2 separate regions of the Homo sapiens genome follow, and region 1 is linked to region 2. A link is an interaction called in ENCODE POLR2A ChIA-PET data of the cell type or tissue named here. Cell type or tissue: PC-9. All regions are shown on one strand.

Region 1 (8,000 bases), 1.1 Mb after region 2:
GTACCCCCTGAATCTTAAATTTAAAAGGAAATTTTTAAAAATACAATAAAAACAACATCACAATGAGATATTACTTCACACCCACTAGGATGGCTATAATAAAAAACACAAATAATAATGTTAAAAGAAAACCTTCAGCCAAATTAAATTTAAAGGAGTTTAACTGAGCAATGAACAATTCGCGAATCAGGCAGCCCCCAGAATCACAGCAGATTCAGAGACTGCAGCACAGTCAAGTGGTGGAATGAGATTTATAGACAAACAAAAAGGAAATGAGGTACAGAAATTGGAAGTGAAGTACAGAACAGCTGGATTGGTTACAGGTTGGCATTTGCCTTATTTGAACACAGTTTGAACACTCAGCAGTGTATGAATGGTTGAAGTACGGCCACTGGGATTGGCCAAGACCTAGCTATTATTACAGGCTCACACTCTTAAGTTAGATTTTCAGTCTTGTCTAACTATTAAGTTAGGTTCCTGTTCATCCACAAGGACTCAAATATGGAAGTACGGATTCCTTCTCAGGCCATGTTTAGTTTGCTTTAACAATAACAAGGCTGGTGAAGATGTGGGGAAACTGGAACCATCCTACATCGTTGATGGAATGTAAAAATGGTGCAGTCACTTAGGAAAACAGGTTGGCAGTTTCTTAAAATGCTTAAACTTCACTTTAACATTGGTCCAACTCCTAGCTATCTACCCTAAATGAATGAAAACATATGTTCACTCAAGGACCTATATATATATAAGACATATATATATATATATATATATATATATATGTTCATAGCAGCATTATTTGTAATAGTCAAAAAGGGGAAACAACTATATATATGTTCATTCACTATGTATATATATATATATATGTTCATAGTGAATGAATGACAAAATTCAGTGTGTATATGCAATGAAATACTATTCAGCAACCAAAAAGGGTGAACTACTGATACATGTTACAATGTGGCTGAACCTCAAAAGATTATGCTAAATGAAATAAGCCAGATACAAAATCCACACATTATATAATTCAACTTACATGAAATATTCAGAAAATCCAAACCTATAGAAATAGATAATAGATTAGTGGTTGCCTGGAACTGGAGATGGAATTCGAAATTGGCTGCAAATGGGCAAGAGGAATCTTTCTGAGTGACAAAAATATTATAAAATTGGATTGCTGTGATGGGTGCACAACCCTATACATTTTCTAAAATTACTAAATTGTACACTTACAATAGATAAAGTTTATATTAAAGGAAAGTAAATTGCATCCCAACAAAACTGTCTTACAAAAAAAAAAAAAAAAAAACCCTCAGCACAAACAGCATGTATTGGTTTAAGTACAGCCTTAGGTATTATCTGTTATCTGAAGCAGAAATTTCTGCCCTCGGGTTGCTTAGTTAGCTAGTCAGCAGTTAGTTGGGAAGTCTGCACTCCAGAGGCTAGCACAAGTCTTCTTGCACGGAGGCTTAGGAAATTATCATAAAGAATATCAGAAATAGGCTCTCAATGATGAATTAATGACATGCTAGATATACAGATGAGCCAAGGAAATGGTTTCAAGATACTCCTCACACTAGAATAAGAACCTGATAAGGCCTGTGGCCTGTGCCCTTGTGACCTGAATCCTGTTGAAAGGTCATAAAACTTCTGTTTCTCTGATGTCAACTCTCAGGATAAAACGATTCTGCTTTTGGGAAATCAGTGTGTCTGCCTCAAGTAAATCAACCTTCCATGTAACAAGTGGATGAATCACCTAAAGAAAAGACCTAGGAACTCCTGAGACTTACAGTAGGTGGCATGTAAGGTAGAAGATATGTAGGATGGGCAAGTCTAGTGATTCCATGTACAATGTGAGGACTACAGTTAATAAAATTATATTAGGGAATTCTGTTTGGTAGATTTTTAGCTGCTTTTGTCACAAGAAAGTAGTAATGTGAGAGGAATATGTTTTGATTTGCTTCACTACAGTAACCATTTTACTATCTATTTGTATCCCATAACATCATGTGATAAACCTCAAATATACACAATAAGATTTATTTAAAGAAAAAAACAATAGGTGGCATGAACCGGCCTGGCCTCACTTTGTAATCAATGGTAACAAATGTCTCCACTCAGAATTGTGACTCGGAATTGTGAGACTCTATTTCATCAGCACATGATGTTAAGGTGGTGAGAGAAGAACTAAACTTCACTCACATCGAACTTGTTGGAACCTCCTATTTTCTGCCAAATATAACTGAAGAGGTGAGCATTTCTAAAATGGCATGGATCAATTTGCTATCCATAATTAAGTTTAATAGGAAGAGCTGCTACTCTCTAATTTGCCTTTCAAGTGTTGAAAAGTGCAGCTCAGAAAAGACTCCCTTGAGTAGCAGCCCCTCGTGCCTGGATATTGACTGACAATTCTAGCTGCTGATGCCAGGGACTATCCTTGTTTGTGACTTTGGTCTAATCCTTGTAATCTCTGAAACAGGCTGCCCCATGCCACACTGGCCAATTGTTTCTCATCTCTGAATGCTGATTTCAACAGTCTGACATTTTCTTTGGTTTCCTGTTCCACATGGTCTATGTGCCCAACATGTCTGTATATCAATATGTCTAAGATATTAATGTAGATTGGTATGATGAAGAACATTGGTATACATTTTAGACAGAAGATATTTCAATAAAGTGAGCATTGACTTCCAAAAATGTCAAACATGCAATCCACAATTCACCATTAAGCTATAATAAATACAAGCCATAGTTGTAGCTGTGTTTAGTAAATACATTTTCAGCTGAGACTGAATGGTAACTTTGGCACAGAAATAACTTAGACAAAGACTATTTGATTCAATGTTTAGAAGACTTGGTGATAGCAAATTGGCTCATCACAACTGATATTTTAAAGCATATTTCCTTAGAGGTTTCAAAATATTTTATCAAGAGTTTTCATCTCTTAATTTTTAAAGCATTACTGTGCTTATTTAGCAGATGAGTAAACTGAAGTATAAAAATTCTTATGTCTAGTCCTGCAGTAGGATATACAAGTACAAAGACTAGATGAAAACAGTGCCTCTTTGGGCATATATTTTAAAAAATCCAAACAATACAGGAAGATATCTGAAAAAATTAAGTAATGCTAAAAGGAATATAAAGAAAAATAGCACTATATCTGCCCCACCCTTATCCTGCCCTGCTTTCCAATGGCACCAGTTTTTATTCTTTTAACTATTTTTTCTAATATTCACCTTCACATTTTTAAACATTCTACACATGCTGCTATTCATTGTTTATAAAGTTTACACTGTACTCTATTGATTTCCTATGTGAAAGTTGGAGATTCTACTGACTTTTGAGCCCATTGACAAGATCAAATTTACACAAAGAACTCAGAATACGAAGAGGAAAGAAAATTTCAGGAGCATTCTTTGGAGAAATTGGTGCTGTGACTACTAGCCCCCTTTTCACCTCAAGGACAGGAATGCTATGTCAGTTTCAACTTGCTTTGCCTCAAGTCTAAAAACAGTAGGCTCCAAAGTGACCATCAGAGGGATCCACAGGACCCTGCAGCGGGAACACAATAGACATGTGCTGCACTTCTGGAAATCCAGAAGGAGAGAGAGAGGTCAGCAGGCGGCTTTCATGGCAGAACAGGCAGAAAGTTGAGGCTCTGTGGGAAGAAACTGGCTCCCCTCTGACAGATGATCACAGGTCTGTGAAATTCAAGGACCAGATGTAGTAGGTATGGTGGGCATACCCAAAGATGACCTCCAATGAGTCATGATTCTTCTGTACAATCCCCTCCTGTTTAATGTAGGCAGAGCCTGTATCTTGCTTCTGGTCAATAGCATATGACAAAGGTAGTTGGATGTCACTCCCTTGATTATGTTACATGGTGTGGAAAAGGAACGGGATGTCTCTACCTTGGTTAGGCAAAGGTGATAGGATAGTCACTCCCATCATTACATTACATCCATATAGGTAAACCAGTTAGATTATCTTTCTGTCTTTGCAAGACATCTGATCAAAGGACCTAAGAGAGGAAGCTAAGAGAGCAAAGAACTGCAAGTGGCCTCCAGGAGCTGAGAGAAGACCCCAGCTGACAACCAGCAAGAAAACAAGGACCTCAGTCCTACAACTGCCCAGAACTGAATTCCAACAAGAACCACAAGCACTTGGAAGAGGACCCCAAGCTCCAGAGAGGATGCAGCCCATCAGACATCTTGATTGCAGCATTGTGAGGACTTGAGTAGAGGAGCCTGCTTAAGCCAGGCCCAGACTCATGACCCACAGAAACTGAGATTAAAAAATATATATGTGTTGTTTTAATCCACTGAGATTGTAGTCACTTTTTATACAGCAATAGAAAACTAATATAAAAGGAATGTTGCTCTGGGATAGTATCAAAGTGAATCCTGCCCAGAGCCCAAAGGGGTCCCAACAGCAGGAAATGTGTGGGGCTGGTCATCTTCTACAAGCAGAAGCTGACTGAGAATTGGAAGCAGCCTGCCCAAGGACAACATGAACAGCCCATAGTATCCCAGGGGCTGGAGAGAGGTACCTGATGATAGTGGTCTCCAAAGAACTCACACGTAGGGAAAGACTCAGGTGAACTGTCTGCCAAGACTATAGCACTCAAAGCCACCTAAACCCCGGAAGAATTTCCTATTCCCTAAGCCAGTGATGTGTTAATAAAACAGCTCTCCAAGGGCAGGGATGGGGAAGCCTTGATCTGAAATATTTGCTAGTCTCTGTGGTGTAGATACACCCACCATGACTAATCTCAAGCTACCAGCAGTTTAACAACCAGCTTATAACATTCCTGATATTTAAGTGGCTCTCAGGAGGCAATACTTTCACACATCACAACCACCTCCACTTCCCCATACCTTCCCTTCCACCTTCCACCCTGAGGAATCAGCCAGCCTGAAGGAGTGGGGCAGAGAGCAGAAGCCTGCCCTTCCATAACAGATCTGCGGCTGGGAGGGAGAGGAGAAGGGACTTCTCCTAGAATGGAAATGGTGTGCTGATTCATACCTTGGACTAGACATTTAGAAATTTGAGACTTCTTGTGACTTAAACTGCCTGTTCTACCAGAGTAAGTAAAAGTTCATGGGATCTTCCCAGATTTACACACACACACACGCACACACACACACAGAGAGAGAGAGAGAGAGAGAGAGAGAAATATAATGTGGTAAGAAATTAATTTTCTCTGTAGGTTAACTATCCAAGACACAGATAAAAATTGCAGAGCTAATGTTTTCTTTTTTAAAACTGCTTTTAAATATTCCCCTCGTTTCTCAAGAAGGCCTTAATGTCTGAGGTGACTTGTACATTCTTAAGTTCTAAATAGAAGAATGAACAGTTAAATGACTGAGTGAATTCGCTTTCCTAATGTGCTTCTCTGTTTGAAAGCTGCTGCTGATGCTCAGGAAGCCCAGGCGTTAATGCTGCTCGCCTATGAAGGCGAGCATGAAGGTGCAATACTGGGAGGAATCTCAGGAGAACGCCAGGGGAAAATCATGAAATTTTAAAAGCAGTGAGAACTGAGTGCCTTTGCATACCTAAGTGGAACTGACAGCTAAATGGGAAGAGACATGGGAGCTAAGCATGAATATTTGCTCCAGGAAACTCACAGGGTACAACAGAGGAAAGAAACTTAAGCCTTGGGTGGAGTTAGACCTCTGGGGTCAAGATGAATGTGTTTGCATTATTTCCACTGGATTTCCACCCAGAAGCTCTCTGGTGAGTCATCTGGGAGCAGTTTGTGCAGTTGCTAAGGGTTACCCTTCTTTCAGAATATTCTCCCAGGGATGGAGGCCCTGAAATTTCCCTCCCTGTATGCTGAGTTCGGGAAGAGTAGCATTTAGTTATATATCAAACAGCTAGACAGGAGTACCACAGGGCAGATGTTCTTTGTATCACATTATTATGGTACTTCTTCTGCCTTCTGATATGGTTTGGCTCTGTGTCCCCACCAAATCTCGTCTGGAACTGTAATCCTCAGGTGTCCAGGGAGGGACCCACTGGGAGGTGGTTGGATAATGGGGGTGGTTTTTCCCATGCTGTTCTTGTGATGGTGAGTGATTTCTCATGAGATCTGATGGTTCATAAGTGGAAGTTTCCCTTGCACACTCTCTCTTTCCTGCCACCTTGTGAAGAAGGTACTTGCTTCTCCTTCGCCTTCTGCCATTATTGTAAGTGACCTGAGGCCTCCCTAGCCATGCGGAACTGTGAGTCAATTAAACCTCTTTTCTTTCTAAATTACCCAGTCTCAGATATTTCTTTATAGCTGTGTGAAATGGACTAATACACTTTCATTAATTCTACTCAAGTGACACTCTGGCAAATAAACAGTTTAATAGAAGGAGCACCACAGTAATAAGTTTCTGACATATTTATATCTTCATAGAATTTTTGGACTACCCTTGCTTTTAGCTGCTCACCTTAATTCTCCCTTCACTGAGAAAATAGAAGCAGTTAGAGGAAAATATCCGCAGGCTTCTACCAAAGTATCTACCTACATTCTCCATGTTCCCGTCTCTTCCATAGATGAAATTTCCGTTTTTCTGTGAGCCCCACCCACCCTTTATGTAATAGATCCCATCCCTTTTGCCTAATGGAGAATATCAATCTGCCAGTTCTCCTCTCTATCTCCAACACCATTCATTTTACACTGTCTGTTGGGTCATTCTACCAGGACTCAAACACGCTATTTTTTGTCTTACCTTAAATAGAAAAAAAAAAACTACACACACTCGTTTGGCCTCACCTTCCTACCAGCTCCTGCCCCATTCCTTTGCTCCCCTTGGCAGCAAATCACCTGGCTGTCTAGTTTCTTTCCTCAAATTCTGTCTTGAATCCACTCAATCAGGCTTTTGCCCTTACCACTCAACTGAACTGTTCTTGACAAAGTCATCAGTAATAGCCATATTACTGAATCCATTGGTCAGTGCTCATTGATTATCTTACTTGATCTGTCAGGTCAGTATGTGCCAAAGTCTGTCTTTCACTCTTCCTTAATACAGTTACTCTGTGTGGTTTCCAGGACAACACATTCTTGGCTTTCCTTCTTCCTACCAGGCTGCTTCTTTTCAGTCTCCTTGATTGGTTCTTCTGCTTCCCCCTGATGACTTAGTGTTAGAAAGAGCCCCAAGACCCAGTCCTTGGCCTCTTCTCTTTGCCAGCTACCCTCTCTCCCTTGGTGATCTCTAGTCCTATGACCCTTACACATCATTTACATGCTGATGACTCCTAAATTTATATCTCCAAGGCAGATCTCTCTCCAAATTTCTAGGCCCACATAGCCAGTTGTCTCCTCCATATCTCCACTTGGAGCTTAACTTCTCAGACTTAACATTTGAAACTGAGCTCGTAATCTTCCTTCCAAAGCTGCTCCTGCCTGCAATCTTCTCCATCTCTGTGGGGTAAGACCTTGGAGTTATCCTTGACTCTTCTTCTCTCCCCACATCCCCTCACAACAAATCAGGAGATCATGCTGGCTTTACATACAGAATATATCAAGAGTGACTACTTTCCACCACCCCTACTGCTCCCAGGACTGTCCCAGTTGCTGTCCTCTCTCATCTGGGTTACTATAATAGCCTCCTAGTCTCCTGGCATCCACACTGTTGCCCCCTAGTGTCCTCTGCAACACAACAGCCAGTGATTCATTTGAAACAAGTTGTTATCCTCTGCTGTCATCATGCCACAGTACTCTAGCCTGGGTGACAGAGCGAGACTCTCTCTTTTAAAACAACAACAGTAACAAAAACCTACGGTCCTACAAATTCCCTAGCAAGACAATTCTTTCCTCAAGGGAGGCTAGTGCAGATTCTTCAAGCCAGGGGAGATGCTTTCTCTGTTAAAGAAGAAAAGCCACTTCTACTGGTAACGTAAGCTGAATTCAAAAGTTCAATTTCTTCAGCTACATTAGAGTTGACTTGCATGTTCTCATCCCAGTTTTGCCGGTCACTGCTTCGCAAATAATACTGAAATTTCAATGTAAG
Region 2 (8,000 bases):
TTAAACACACATTCCTCAAAACTGGACTAAAATGAGCAGTGTGTACTTAGAGTACCTGAGATCACACTATCTGAAACAATAGTGAGGAGCCTGTGGTTAGACAATGGAAAATGATTGTAGGATAAAAATGGAATAGTTGTTTATTTGTTATATTTTGTGTTGAAAAAAAAAATCATGTCTTTCCTTTTTTTTTTTTTTTTTGGTAAGGCAAGATACTTAACCCAGTGTTTACTAAAGTGTGTTCTGAGAAATACCAATTTTTCTGGATGAAACCAGAATCCACATTTTCAGTTTCATGGCCAAATAAGTTTGGAAGCACTGTTACACAAAGCCAATCACATTTCTGCACTGCTGAAATTCTGAAGACTTTACTAAACTAACAGGTTCTGTGAATTCCTCGGTCGGGGGAGGTAGCTCATACACAGTCTTCTTTTCCTATGGGGTCATTTTTAGAGCCACTGAAACCACTGTGAAAACTGTGGACCAGCTCATTGGAGAGCCACTTATTAAGAGTGACTCATCCAGGCAGATTACAGGATGAAGACAAGTAACAGAAGAGCCACATTTACACATGGAAATCACTAAACAAACACCAATGGGACCCTTCATGGCAAAGTCTAAAAGTGATTTTGGTCTAAATTAAATGGTTTCCAAAAACTTATCTAGAACAAATGCCTCTTAAAAATGAAATACTTGTTTTGTGTTCATAACAGCTCCCTAGAAAATCAAGCTTTTAAACCAAAACTTATATAATTGGTCTGAAGAACTTCCTGCCTCCTCCTTAAGAGATTTAGGGAACATAGAAGATGGCTTGAGGATATTTCCAGACAGTGACATCAGAAGAGAAGAATTAGCATGATGTTAGGTAGCTGTATTTAGGAATTATCTCTCTACATAGAAGTCAGTCTTTCTTCATGAGAGCCCCTGACATTTCCAGCACTCCATGCTGGCGCATATACCTTCAGGGCTGAGATGTGGAATTTCTAAGTTCCTCTTGACGCTTGGCTCGAAAGACTTTTCCACAGATGCTGTCTGCCAGCCTGGGCTCAAGATTCACCTGCTGGGAAATTTCCAAGCACAACTTTAGGCCTCAAAGGAGCAGAACTTGATGGTGTCAAGAGACAAATGAAGTGGAATTTCATTAAGAAATTTTAATGCAAAAGCAATGATGATTAAGAAGCCTAAAGAAAATCTGGCCAACGTGCTTTTTAAACTAATACAGGAGGGAGAATTCCACAGGCATCTTCATTGCCCATCTCTAAGGATGGGATTTTGAGAGGCATAAACACTGCTGGGTTTAAAGAAAGAGTGATAATTCCAGCTAGGGACACCGAGGGAGGCTGAGGAACCCTCTCCATGGTCTCTTTAGCAAGAAGCCTCAGATAAAGACAATGTTCCCCATTAGATAGTTTTAAAGGCCTTGGGTACACAACTAGAAATTCACTGGAGAACAAGCCAGGAAAATCACCTACATTTTCAACCTCTCTAGTTTCTCATTATAGTTTTCTATTTTTTCCCCTTGAAGGTCATAAAACATAATGTAAAAACAAGGTGAATTATAGCAAAGCATGATCTAGGTGTGTAACTAATTCCTATAATATAAGAGACCTTTAGACTTCTTTGAAATAGGCCTTTCACTTTATTATGGGGAAAATTAAGGTAATATAAAAACTAGCCCTTAAAGTTTTCAATTAGCTCAAGTTGTGACCATTTCCAACAATAATCATATCTGAATAATGTCATTCTTAAAACCACTTAGGCTTTGTCTTATGCTTTTCCAGATGTTAGTGATATAAAAGATTGCAAGTAGTACATTTTAATTCTGAATCACCAGGAAGCATATTTTGGCTATGATACAATCATTATCTTTTTTTTTTTTTTTTAATTTAAGAACACTGGTTCCAAGAGAACATAAGACAAGGGGAAGGTGTTCAATTTTTGGTACTGAAAGTAATTGTAATAAATGCTATGACCAAATATTAGAATTCTATTTGATATATTTAAAAGAAATTGAAAAAACACTTTAATAATTTTGCTTATCATTTGCCACTGATCTTTCTAAACATAATAACTTGAAAGGCCGTTGACATTTAAGAATAAATAATGCAAGCAGGTTTAGTTTTCTATATATTTCATACTTTGCCAAGTGAGTATATAGTTCATGTGATGACAGTTCTAGTCAAGGAATAAGGAAATCTCACAGAAATGGACAACTTGATTTTAAATGTAAGCGTAACATAGACACATTTTTATCATTGTTTTTATATTACTCAGGAAGTCCTATAGCAGACTTGTGCAGGAGACAGAGAAAGACAAGCCTAGGGTCCATCCTTCAAGGACTTGATAGCCCAGTTCGGGAAAGAAACATGGGTCTATGGGCAGTAAAACTATAACAAAAAGAGTAAGTGCAAAAAGCCAGATGAATAATAAAGATATGATTAATTAATGAAGTTCAGAGGGAAGAGAGAAAGAGAACCTTTTAGCAGTGGCAGGATTTGAATCTGAAAGTGAAGCATAGCTGAGATGATCTTAGTTGGAGAAGCTGGAGCAGTTCTCTCCAACTAAGATAATCCCTCCAATTCATTGCATGTGAGGGACAGAGAGAATGGTTTGGGAAAAATTTATGCAACAGGATATGATCACTTTAATTCCGGGCCAAATTAATAATATCATTTGTTTGAAGCCAAGAATTTCTGTGGGTCAAGGAATGAAGAGCTGTAGATCTAAAAAGGATAATTGTAGCTGGACTATGGAGGGCTTTCAGTGGCAGACCAAATCTGAATTTTCTAACATAAGATTTGAGATAGGGACATGATGATCTCAACTGTTTTGAGGAAGAAGGAGTGCTGTGTGGGAGAGGGAGTTGAGGGGCAGGAGGACACAGCCAGTAGACCATTGGTGTTAGCTGATAAGCCCCTGGACCAGTAAGCTACGCAGTGATAGTGGGAGAATGGGGGAGAACCAGGGAGCAGAGTGTGGTGGAAAGTGAGAATGAGAGAGTGGAATCTCTGCTGACTATTTCAGCGAATGCCAGGAGTGGTTTTCTTTTCTTCCCCCCGCCCCCCTTTTCAGTGCATTTTTAGTCATGAGTTGACACATTCACTGGATCTTAAAGCTGGAAGTGAAGTCAAGTGACATTTGATCAGGTCCCCTGTTTTTATTGAAGTTTGTTTATTCCTGTTTTACAGACATGGTAATTAGAAACCAGGAAGACTGAGAAGGAATCAAATTTGCAGCAGCTCAGTAAGTGGTAGACTGGGAACAAGAAGCCAGTTCTCTGGGCTCTTGAAGCAAGGCCCTGCCACGTTGTCTTTCCCCAGGAGAGGAGGTATGACAGATAAAGGTCTTAGGTTGATTTTTTAAAACTGTGTGACTATCAGTGTCTGGTATTTTATTCCAATAACTTAAAACATAAAATTAAAATCACAGCATGCTCAGCCGCAGATTTCCCTTTCAATGCGATGCTTTTGCATACCAAAGGATCTGAGGACAGTTTTCTATTTCAAACTGTTTTTTTTTAAGCCACTATATGTATAGGCGCTAAATGTAGAAGTCTTTATTATTTTAAGTGAATTTTTTCTTAAAAACATGAAAGAAAAAAATCAATTTTAAGAAATTAATATGTGAAATGACTTGAATTTCTCTAAGGGTTCTTTGCAATGCTTTCCCATTATTACAACTTCAATATCCTGTTTTAGCAACACTTATTTAACTAGTCACATTTTACTTTTATGGGGGAGCAATAAATGTAAAAGGCACATAAAAACCACAGCCAAATGGTTGACATTTGACCTTTAATCATCTCTTGGACTCTCCTTTAGCAACATACCACCTCCTCTTCTACATATACACAAATACACAGTGTGTATCAACACACTTCCTAATTTACCACATATCATGATGTTGCTGAAGAAAAGAAATGACTTTCTTCAACCTGGTCTGCCTTTTGTTTCTCCTCACATTTTTTTTTAACTATTTTTATTATTTTCTGTTATTGGCCTAACAAATTACCACTTCCTTTGTGATTAAAATTAAGACTGGAGCCCCAAAAAAGGTGGTAAGAGGTGATTTTTTAAACTATCACAAGACCAAGAATCAAGTAAAAAGTTTGTTTTGAATTTTGAAACTGCATTATTATAAACAAAATAGTTCTTTATTTTTACCAATATATGAGTAGTTATCTAACCTAAACTATACATACACACACACACACACACACGCATATTATATATTGATTATAAACAACAGGAAATATAGATAGAATTAGTAATTAGTAGGAAGGGACCTGAGAAGAGGCCTGATCGCCAATCATTTGACAGATATCAAGGCTGAAAGACATGGCTAATGCCGCATGGCTACTGAGGGCAGAACTAGAACAAAGACAGAACAGCCCGGGCTTAGCCCTGTTGACTTACAGCTATGCCCCCAAATATGACATCACTTGCAGAAAGAGAATGTTGTGCCCTGAACATACAAAGATTGAACCAGAATGTCTCAGTGTTCACAGCAAATCCAGAAAAAGATCCCATCCTTGAAGCAACTTTCTTGATGGCTGCCCCTATTTCAAAAACTTGAGATGACGGGCGTCCCCACAACACTCCTCCTCTGACTTGTTTTGTCTTCATGGTATGAAAAAGGGTAGGAAAAATCTGGAAATCTGACCCAGCTCAGTCAATAAAAAGGCTTTTGTCTGTGAACCTGACCACAAGTGACTCATTAACAGCCGATTGAAAGATTTTTGTCGGGAACTCCCCCCTATCTCTTAACAGAAATAAACAATTTGAAACAAAACTGAAGTATAAGGTGAAATCAATTCCCACTTCAAAATAGTGTTGTCTACTACATGTAAAGGTGTTTATTTCCTCCTGACAAAACATTTGTTATGGATTTACTGCCATTTTTATCCCTTTACCTAAATCCACCATTTGTTTTGTCAAAGATGGAGCATGAAAAATTCTTTACAAAATGTCTTAAAGTGCATCCTGAATTAATGGTCCAATTAATTTTTTAAAAAACCTTAATTTTTTGTTTCTAGCAGATGATTAGTTACCCTTAATTTCAAATGGTATTGTATTTTAATTTATTTTATTAAAGTTCAAAATAAATTAGTAATTCAATTTTGTATTTTTATCATTTATTTTTTAATGCTAAGTACTAACTTTTTTTTTAAGGTGCTTACTGTGTGTGTTGTATTTCATTTCCACAGTATTCTTCCTTAAAACACATTAATAATTTTTGATCTTTTAATAATTGACTTCAAGTTAGAAAAAGTAGTGGCATTAAACTATATTCAGAATTTATTAATATAGCATTTAAACTCAAGGAAAATGCCAGACTCAAAAATTCTGACAATGCAAACTCATTCTAATCAGGCTTTGTCTCTGCCCTTTGTAAGAACTGCAAGAAAACTGGAATATCTTGTATGTTAATATTCTGAAATATCTCCAGTAGCATCCATCTGTGAAGTTAAAAGACTTCATCATATTTACTTTTGATTTTTAAAAAGGGCATGGGCCCTCTGCCTCTCCAGCTTGAGGTATGAGAGGATCCACAAATGAAAATACATTATCATCATTAAAGACTTGGAATTCTAGAGACAATCTTATCCAGAGGGAATTAAAATAATGAATTACATTTGGTCCTGGTAGTTTTAGTGTTGTGATACTTTAAATTGGCTTAAAGTCACTCCTGTACAATCCCCATACATGTTTCAGTATTAATCGTCAACTCCCCTTTAATTGCCTATATTCCTTTAAGATTCTGCTATACTATCTCACTTCCTATGAGCAAGAGCTAAGCCTTCAGCCCTGGGCGAGCAGCATGGGCAAGTGATTCAAATGAAGGGCTTGATTAACAGACTCTTTGCAGTTCTGCTCTAACAAGTCCAGCATTTCCTGGAAACCTGCTCACAGATTGTGGGACTATTTTTAGTAGCTCACCTCCCAGTAAATGTAGCTATTAGATATCCAGATATCCTTGCCTCTTTCAGATGCAGTAAAATAGAACATAAAAGGATGTAATTGAATGATTACAGCTAAAGCCTGTAATCAGTAGCCATAGGGTCTCTCTCTTTCCCCTAAGTGATCTGGGACACAGACCCAGGAGGGCCTTGTCCCTCCCCACTGCCTGGGAAACACACATGCCGTGCACAGGCCATGCTGACTCTCTGCAGATGCAGCCTAACCTCAAAAGCAGGCGCCCTGCAGATGCAGCCTAACCTCAAAAGGTTGGGACTGTTTTCTGTGCATGCATGCAGGGTAGAAAGGAAAGGCAAAAGAATTCACATATTTGGACATCTACTTGTGTATTCATGTGATTTTCATAGCCATGTGAGGTAGGTAGGTAGGTATGATTATTTTCATTTTACTAATGAGCAAAATTTACTGCTATGGTCTGAATTTTTGTGTCTTCCCAAAATTCATATGTTGAAACCTAATCACCAATGTTAAGGTATTAGGCAGTGGGACCTTTGGGAGGTGATTAGGTCATTAGGGCAGAGGTCCCATGAATGGGATTAGTGCCCTGATGAAAGAGGCTTCAGAAGGCCTTTCCTCTTCCACCATGTGAGGACATGGCTGGAAGATGCCATCTGTAAACAAGAAAGTGGACTCTCACCATCCCTGAATCTGCTGGCATTTTGATTTTGGGCTTCTCAGTCTCCAAAACTATCAGAAATAAATTTCTGTTTTTTGTAAGCCACTCGGTCTATGGTGTTTTTTTAGGGCAGCCTGAATGGACTAAGATATTTACCAATCAGCCAAATTCAGCAATTGCCTGAGGACCTGTGGCTAACGAGCAGCAGTGTCAAAGCTGGGTTTAAACTCAGCCCATGTTTCCCTTTTACACTCTGCTCTTTAATGGGGGACAGAATAGCAGACTCTATAACTAGGGTGGCTGAGTAATTTATTGTCCAAACCAAGACATGTCTAAGGAACAAGTGGAAGTGCCGTTAATAAAAACACTGGGACAACAAGCCTAACCTGTAAGGGTCTTAGGCGAACTAGGATATGTGCTTGTCCTGTCCCTAACCCTGCCCTGCTCACGCCAGCAGAGCCAAGACTGAAGGTGAGTGCCCAGTAGAAAGTTTCTAGCCCACTGGTCAGGGTGGGGACGGCTTATACCCGAATCCTGCAATAGGTCCCTTGGGCAACAGGGAATGAAGCTTTAAAAAATACTATATTTAAGACGAGATTTTAGGCATGAAATTCTATTTCATTTTATGTAACTCAGAGAGGATCCATCATGCAGAAAGTGTTACTTACAGCTGCACCCCTAACTCCTTAGAGGCAGTGAAACTGTATCATTGGACTGCCAGTCACTTGCATTAGATATGTTGAGATAACACAAAAATATCTAACATTTATTGACTTGCCATGTGCCAAACAGTGTGCAAAGTGCTTTACTTACATTATCTCATTCGATTTTCTCAAATACTCTATGAGGTAGGTAAATTTATTGCCCCATTTTACAGATAAGAAAACTCAGGCACTGAGAAACTTGCTCGAGAACACACACATAGTAAGTGGCTCAGCTATATTCAGACAGAGGACTTCTGCCTCCAGAGTCTGCACTCTTCATTATGACATAGGGCCATGTGTGTTGTATTGATCTTGGAAAGAGAAGGGTCACAGAGCGGTGTGACCTCACAAAGCTTGTATATTATTGAAGAGAGGCTTTTTTATATCACCACATCTCAACTAACACCTCAGTGTTTGTTGGAAGACATCATGTATGTAGTTTTAAAAATACTAAGTGTCAAATGAGTGACACAGAACACTCTGTCATATCACAGTGCTTTGTGGATAGAGACAAGGTGGCATATGCTAATAGAATATATTGATATTTATCTTCTTAAATATCCATCTCATTCTCCCTGATAGCATGGGAAGCCTTGCAAGGATTGTCCTGCCGTTCTTTCAAGCCCTAGCTCTTGGCACATTGTAGACACAGATAACTCTGTGCTTTATGACTGCAGTTGTCAGTTCAACCACAGAGCGTTC

The links. ChIA-PET counts read pairs that join two places held together with the same protein. Peaks named below come from ENCODE experiments on the same cell type or tissue, not always from the same donor. Only the 100,000 strongest peaks of a DNase experiment are listed, where the experiment ranks them.
Region 1: POLR2A ChIA-PET joins it to region 2 with 8 read pairs; 1 of 35 experiments calls an interaction of 5 or more read pairs at or near these places.

What each region holds. Positions count from the first base shown.
Region 1 is chr6:112,295,947-112,303,946 of GRCh38, reverse strand. The region is part of intron 2 of LAMA4-AS1 (LAMA4 antisense RNA 1); the gene reads right to left. LOC107986632 (a long non-coding RNA gene) reads left to right here and starts at 4,847. Exons shown (of 2, transcript XR_007059712.1): 1 at 4,847-5,086. In PC-9, CTCF peaks have their summits at 5,235, 7,422 and 7,624 (motif pointing left); DNase peaks (open chromatin) are centred at 4,966, 5,686 and 7,636; H3K4me3 peaks cover 4,682 bases; H3K27ac peaks cover 6,541 bases.
Region 2 is chr6:113,357,859-113,365,858 of GRCh38, reverse strand. It overlaps LOC107986637 (a long non-coding RNA gene), which reads left to right. Exons shown (of 4, transcript XR_001744312.2): 3 at 3,189-3,328. LOC124901497 (a long non-coding RNA gene) reads left to right here and starts at 7,620. Exons shown (of 2, transcript XR_007059930.1): 1 at 7,620-8,000. In PC-9, no CTCF peak of the experiment used is centred here; a DNase peak (open chromatin) is centred at 4,688; H3K27ac peaks cover 705 bases.